Regions from separate parts of the Mus musculus genome. Here region 1 is linked to region 2. The links are chromatin loops, found by intact Hi-C in ENCODE. Cell type or tissue: heart. All regions are shown on one strand. Links, peaks and the distances in the headings refer to the core of each region. The heading gives the core; the rest is flanking DNA. Region 1 holds the start of Dck (deoxycytidine kinase). Region 2 holds the start of Grsf1 (G-rich RNA sequence binding factor 1).

Evidence for each region. Hi-C counts contacts between places; a loop is a spot of excess contacts. Peaks named below come from ENCODE experiments on the same cell type or tissue, not always from the same donor. Only the 100,000 strongest peaks of a DNase experiment are listed, where the experiment ranks them.
Region 1: it touches region 2 in a loop (6-fold over the local background); 17 of 42 quality-filtered maps call a loop at or near these places.

The regions. Positions count from the first base shown.
Region 1 is chr5:88,763,788-88,766,695 of GRCm38, reverse strand. Dck (deoxycytidine kinase) reads right to left here and starts at 1,683. Exons shown (of 7, transcript NM_007832.4): 1 at 1,350-1,683. The coding sequence starts at 1,440. In heart, for the core only: no CTCF peak of the experiment used is centred there; a DNase peak (open chromatin) is centred at 1,665; H3K4me3 peaks cover 2,160 bases; H3K27ac peaks cover 1,933 bases.
Region 2 is chr5:88,674,609-88,677,516 of GRCm38, reverse strand. Grsf1 (G-rich RNA sequence binding factor 1) reads left to right here and starts at 1,346. Exons shown (of 10, transcript NM_178700.5): 1 at 1,346-1,759. The coding sequence starts at 1,406. In heart, for the core only: no CTCF peak of the experiment used is centred there; DNase peaks (open chromatin) are centred at 1,296 and 1,936; H3K4me3 peaks cover 1,935 bases; H3K27ac peaks cover 1,855 bases.

The DNA.
Region 1 (2,908 bases), core at 208-2,707, 89 kb before region 2:
ATGTTGCCTACATGAGCTTGAGAGAAGGGAGATAATCCATTATGATCTGTCCATTGGAATTTACCCTGAAGATGACTTTACTGAACACTTTCTCCCATCATTCATATGGTCATCTTCATCCACTAAGACGCCCTGAGGATTCTTACTAATAAACATGGCATCGCAAAGAACTTATAAGAAAGGAGGATCTCGGCCACAGAAGTGTGGAGCAAGGAAAACTTGCCCTCTTTGTGTCTCAGCTCGGCTCTCTTGAAGCTTACATCTGCTGACCTTCTTTCTCAAAGAGATGGTGCTTTGAAGGTGGCAAAACTGAAAACATCCGCTGCATACATGAATAGTCAGTACTCAACCTGCAGGCACAAACCTAACAGCTGTGCCAAAACAGGAAGCGTCGGTTGGTTCCCAGTGGTAGGAAATGTAAAAGAATGGGCAATTCAAGCTCACCTTGCAAAATGACATGCACAGTGTAGCTCCCCCAGTAAGGTTAAGGGCAGAAACTCTAAGAGTCTTTAAGCCAAAACTCAGTGCTTACCTGTACGTGGGAAAGGGAATAAAACATTGCACACTATCAAACTCATTACCTGCTTTCCTCATATGTGTAGCGTAGTGTTAGGGATTGCTACAAACGCCAACCCAAATGGTGACAACAAAGATGTGCTATATACCACTCATTGTAATATTACTTTCTTTTTTTTTTTTTTTTTAAAGTATTACACTGGGCCAGGCGTGGTGGTGTATTCTTTTAATTCCAGCACACAGGAGGCAGAGGCAGGCGAATCGCTAGAGAGTTCAAGGCCAACATTGTGAGTTCCAAGACAGGCAGGTCTCAAAAGTGAGACCGTCTCAAAAAAAAAAAAAAAAACAGAACAAGAAATAAAGTTCTGCAGAAATAAACAGCATGGGTGAGTTTTAAAGGCACTCTAGTATACTAAGCAAGACACAGAAAACAAGACACTCTGGTTTTGTTTAGGACATCATGGGAAAACAAAACTGGCAGGGATTAAAACAGAAGCAGGTCAGGGCTTGTAAGGGGATGGGAAGGGAGAAAGAGCTGACTACAAAGAAGCGCAAAGGGAACTGGGGATGTAAATGATGAAAACGGTCTCAATTTTGCGGTAAAACCGCAAGTCAGTGAAGCCTACCTGAAGAGCACACCTAAAAAGGGGTTCGCATACCTAAGTTACATCTCAAGAAAAAACAGTTCCCAACAAAGGGTGCACACTGGTCCAGAGCGCGCCTCACAAAGCCCCCGCTGGCGCCGGGCCAGACGAGCCACCGCGCCGGCGCGAGCAGGGCAGCAGGGAAGGATCCTGGGGCACCAGCACAGCACCGCACCGGGGACACCTTACCGATGTTCCCCTCGATGGAGATCTTCTTGATGCGGGTCCCCTCGGAGCTGGTCGAGGGAGAAGGGCAGAACCTCTTAGGTGGGGTGGCCATGCCTAGCTCCAGACGGCTCGGGTGCGGAACCTGCAGGGACACGGCGGCACGGGCGGCTCCGGGTTGCAGCGTCAATCTCGCGCCGGCGGGACCCGCACTTTGACTTTGGCGCGCGGAGGCGCAGGCGATTGGGCAGACCGTGGAGAACCCGCCCTGACGGCCCCGACTCCCACCCTATACGCCTCGCCCTCGCGGGATCTGCATGTCTGTGGTTCCTCCGGGCGGGCCGGGCGTCCCAGGAGCGCAGGGTAGGGGGCGGGGCTTGTGAGGAGAACCCTGAGAGAGCCGGGCGACTGACCGTGCGCGACGAGCTGTGAGCCGGAGGGGGCGGGGCCTGCGGGATGAGCAGTGGGAGGGCGGGGGGCGGGCCTTGCGCAATGAGCTCATTCGAGGGCAGGGGCGGAGCTTGAGCGAAGCGCCTAGGGAAGAGTAGGGTCAGGCTTTTCTGGACCAGCCCTTTGGGATCCTGTCAGGCTTCGTGGTTTGAACTTTTCCGGGAAGAAAAGTAAGAACTAGTAATTTCAAACTAAGAGCCTCAGTAGGTGTCTCTCACAGAAAACGTGTAGCTGTCCGTCACTGTCTTAAGAGTTATTTCGTTAACCAGCGATCTAGTACCATCCACCATACAGGATAGTGCCTAGAATGAAAGGAAGGGAGGGAGTGGCTACTGGTTTAAAGTCTGGGACCAGAAGTGAGACTGGAAACTGGCATCATAACACCCAAGGTCTCCACTTTAATTTGCATGCTACACCGTGCTGTTTATAAAGTTACCTAACACTAGGTATGTTTCTCAGCAGCATGGCTATGACTTAACATTGCATGTCCATGGCCTAACATGTAATTAATGTTTAAAGTCATATACACATGTTTATACATAGAGATGTACTCTGCACACACACACACACACACAGCATTCTGCTAGGTTGAGCTAGAGAGAGGTGCTATTTAATCAGGGTATAGACCTGGTAAAAAGATTACCCATCTGGAAGTCAGATTCAAATTATCTACAAAAACAAAGGAACTTATTTTTTTTTTAGCGTGTAACTATCATTTGACCTAAAATATGTCCTAAAAATGGACCTAGCAGCGGAGAAATGACGACTTCTACAAAAAAAGGAGCAGGTATTAAAGTGAGTTGTTGGACTGGCTGGATTTAAGGCCCACTCCATGAGATGTAACACATATCTGACACTGCTCAGGTGGCAATCCAAATACTGTTCTGCTACAATAACTGAACAATAAAATGATACCTAGTGATATCCTATAGGTCAGTATCTCTTGTAGCCAGCATCAGAGATGCTTCTTTCTGCAGAACCAAACCCACAAAGGCATAAAGTGCAGAGAGGGAGACCTTGGCATACTCTGCTTTAAATGGGATGTCTCCACCAAAGCCCTCTCCTCAGGGCTCTGGGAACCTTATGGAAAACGATGGGGAAAGTCTAGGAGTCAGAGGCAATGGAGGACACCA
Region 2 (2,908 bases), core at 313-2,812:
AGCCACTGCTTTAGGGTTTGTGTCTCACCGAAGAAAAGAGGAAGAACCTCTTCTACACATCTCGGGTATAAAAGGAACAAGCCGGTCAGGTTTTCTATTCTTTCCTTCTTGGACAGAAATATGTTTTCATTTGTGAAATACCTGGTTTTCTTAAATCTAAAAGGAGTCCAGAGTAAACAAGCCAAAGTTTAAGCCCAACCATCTTAAATGTCTCAAAGGTAACTTATCAGAACGTAACCTTTCAAAAGTCTGTACTGGGGCTGGAGAGATGGCTTATGGGTCTAGAGTGCTGGCTGCTCTTTCAGAGGACCCAGGTTCAACTCCCACCACCTGCATGATGGCTCACTGCTGTCTCTAACTCCAGGGCCAGGGGATCCGATGCCCTTGTCTGGTCTCCGTGGCCACACCCATATATTAATACATTAAACTAATAATAAAAAAGTCCGTATTGTTTTAAGATGAATACCATAGGATGACTGCCATTACATAGTTAACTTAAAAAAAAAAGTTTTAGAGCTGGCACTGGGATAAAGGTGAAACAGTGGAAAATGTAGGCGGTTTCTTTACTTCTGGAAGTTGAACAAGAATTGAATTTCAAAAACTTTGAAATATGTTAAGATTTTCCACGATAGAGAGCCCTATATTGGTCTCCTCACCCCCACGAGGAGGTTGGGGTGATCTAAGCGATTACCCTGCCACGGAACTACACTACCCAGTCACAGAGATGCCTCCTAACCCCACCCCCGCCACAACCAATCAGCCTCTCCTTCATATTTTTACTCTAAGAACTCCCATTTGTCTTTAGTTTTTTATTTTTATTTTTTTACCTTTGACAGGTCCTTGCCACATAGGAGAAAACTGCACAACCACTCATGTATTTATTTGCAAATCTCTACACCTTCACTTGTGACTATATTGTCTAAGGAAGGCTTTATTTTATATAATATATGATAAATATTATATACATATCTCACATATACTATAAAATCAGTGCTTCCGTTCAAAACAAAGTTGGCCTTCTGCACGAATTTTGAGGTTGGGGTATCAACGCCCCCTCAGCGTCGTCCCAAAACGTTTTAGAGCTAGGTAACCCATTCCTTCCGGAAACTTCGCCGGGCCTCGGTGACCCGCAGACCTCAGCTCTAACCTGAGCAGGAGAGCCTGGGACAACTTCCACTCTGGAGGCGCTCAGGTCACCCCACCCACACCCTTACCGGCGGGAAAGCCCCGCCCCGAGGGCGGAGCCTGGGCGGGGCCGCTCGCTCACCTCCGCCTCCGAGCCTCGTCTCAGCCCCGGGTGCGCGCGGCGCATGTGCCCGGTGCCCCCTCCCCCGCCCTGGATTCCACTTCCCCTCCGCTCGCGCCACAGCGGCCACCTCCAGGCCCCGCGCCGCCTCCGGAGCCGATGGCCGGGACGCGCTGGGTGCTAGGCGCGTTGCTCCGGGGCTGCGGCTGCAACTGCAGCAGCTGCCGGCGGACCGGCGCCGCCTGCCTGCCTTTCTACTCCGCCGCCGGCACCTTCCCGTCGGGCGTCTCTGGCCGCCGCCGCCTGCTGCTACTCCTCGGGGCCGCCGCGGCCGCCGCTTCGCAGACGCGGGGCCTGCAGCTCGGGCCTGCGGCCGCCGGGAGGCTGGCGGGTCCCATCCCTGCCCGTCCCTCCGCCGCCGCGGCCGCCGCCGCGTCCTACTCGGCCCTGCGCGCCCCGCTGTTTCCGCGATCGCTGGCAGCCGCCGCGGGCCCGGCGCGGGGTTACAGTCAGGTACGTGGCGCCGCGCGCGGGACCCTCGGCGGCCGCGCGCCCGCGTCGGTCTGTCCGCGAGCGCCCCGCGTGCGCGCCCGGGGATCCGCGGCACGCACCGCACCCCCGCCTCCCTCCCGCTCCGTCCTCCTATTGGGCACGGGAACAAGGGACGCTCTCACGGCCCCGGCTCTTCTTGTTTTGTTCCCTCCGAGTCTGGGCGGTTGGGCAGTGTAAGTGTGGCTGGGGTGAATGTAGAGGCCTTGTTTCCCGCCGGGCCCATGGTAGGTTTTGGGGGCGCCGCCGACGCCCCCCACCCCGACTCCCCCCTAGCCTTATGCCCGCTGGAGGTGAAGCTGAGCGGCCAGAGCCCGCGGAGGGTCGGGGCCGGCCGTGCGTGCGGTGGGAGCGGTAGGCCGGGCGGCTCGGGCCTCCTCGGCCGGCCACCGACGCGCAGCCCCGCGCGCACGGGAGCGTGGGCTAGCCTGGGACAGCCCCCGCGCGTCCCTCTCCCTTGTCCGCGGGGAGAGGCGGGCGGTCCACCTGACTGAAGGTCACCTCTGCAAGTCCACTCGCCTTGACAGAAGGACCTTTGGTGCAGCGGGGCTCTGCGGACGCGGAGAGCTGTGGGGAGACCGTGGGAAACTGGGAGAGAACGTGTGTGTGTGGGGCGGGGGCGTCCGTGGGTGAGGACTTGGGGGCTTCGGTTGTCACTCCACGATCTTTTCCCTTGTTTCCCGTCTTTTCAGAAAGACATTGTAAGAATTCATATTGCAAATATTTGGTCCTCTGTATATGTGGGACATTTCTCTTTTGCGGTTTATGTGGCATCTGGGAAGTGTCTACCTAACCTGGTAACGCCACTGGCCATGTTTATCTTAATTTAGTTTTGCGTCTGCTTGAATTAGTGATATCTGGGTGGTTCATCTGCATGGCTGATGTCTGCCAGTAGCTGAGCTAATTGATTTGAATCCCGGCCCAATACTTTCTGCTGCACTATTTATTTATTTATTTACTTATTTATTTTGTAAAGATGTTTATGGAATTCTGGGGAAACAGAAAGTAGCAGTTTGAGCCCCCTGCCGCGCCTGTCTCTGCTGTTGCCTTTTCTGTTTTTTTCCCTTATCCACTTTCTCTTACATTAGTCTTTTCAAGGCGTTTACCCATGTC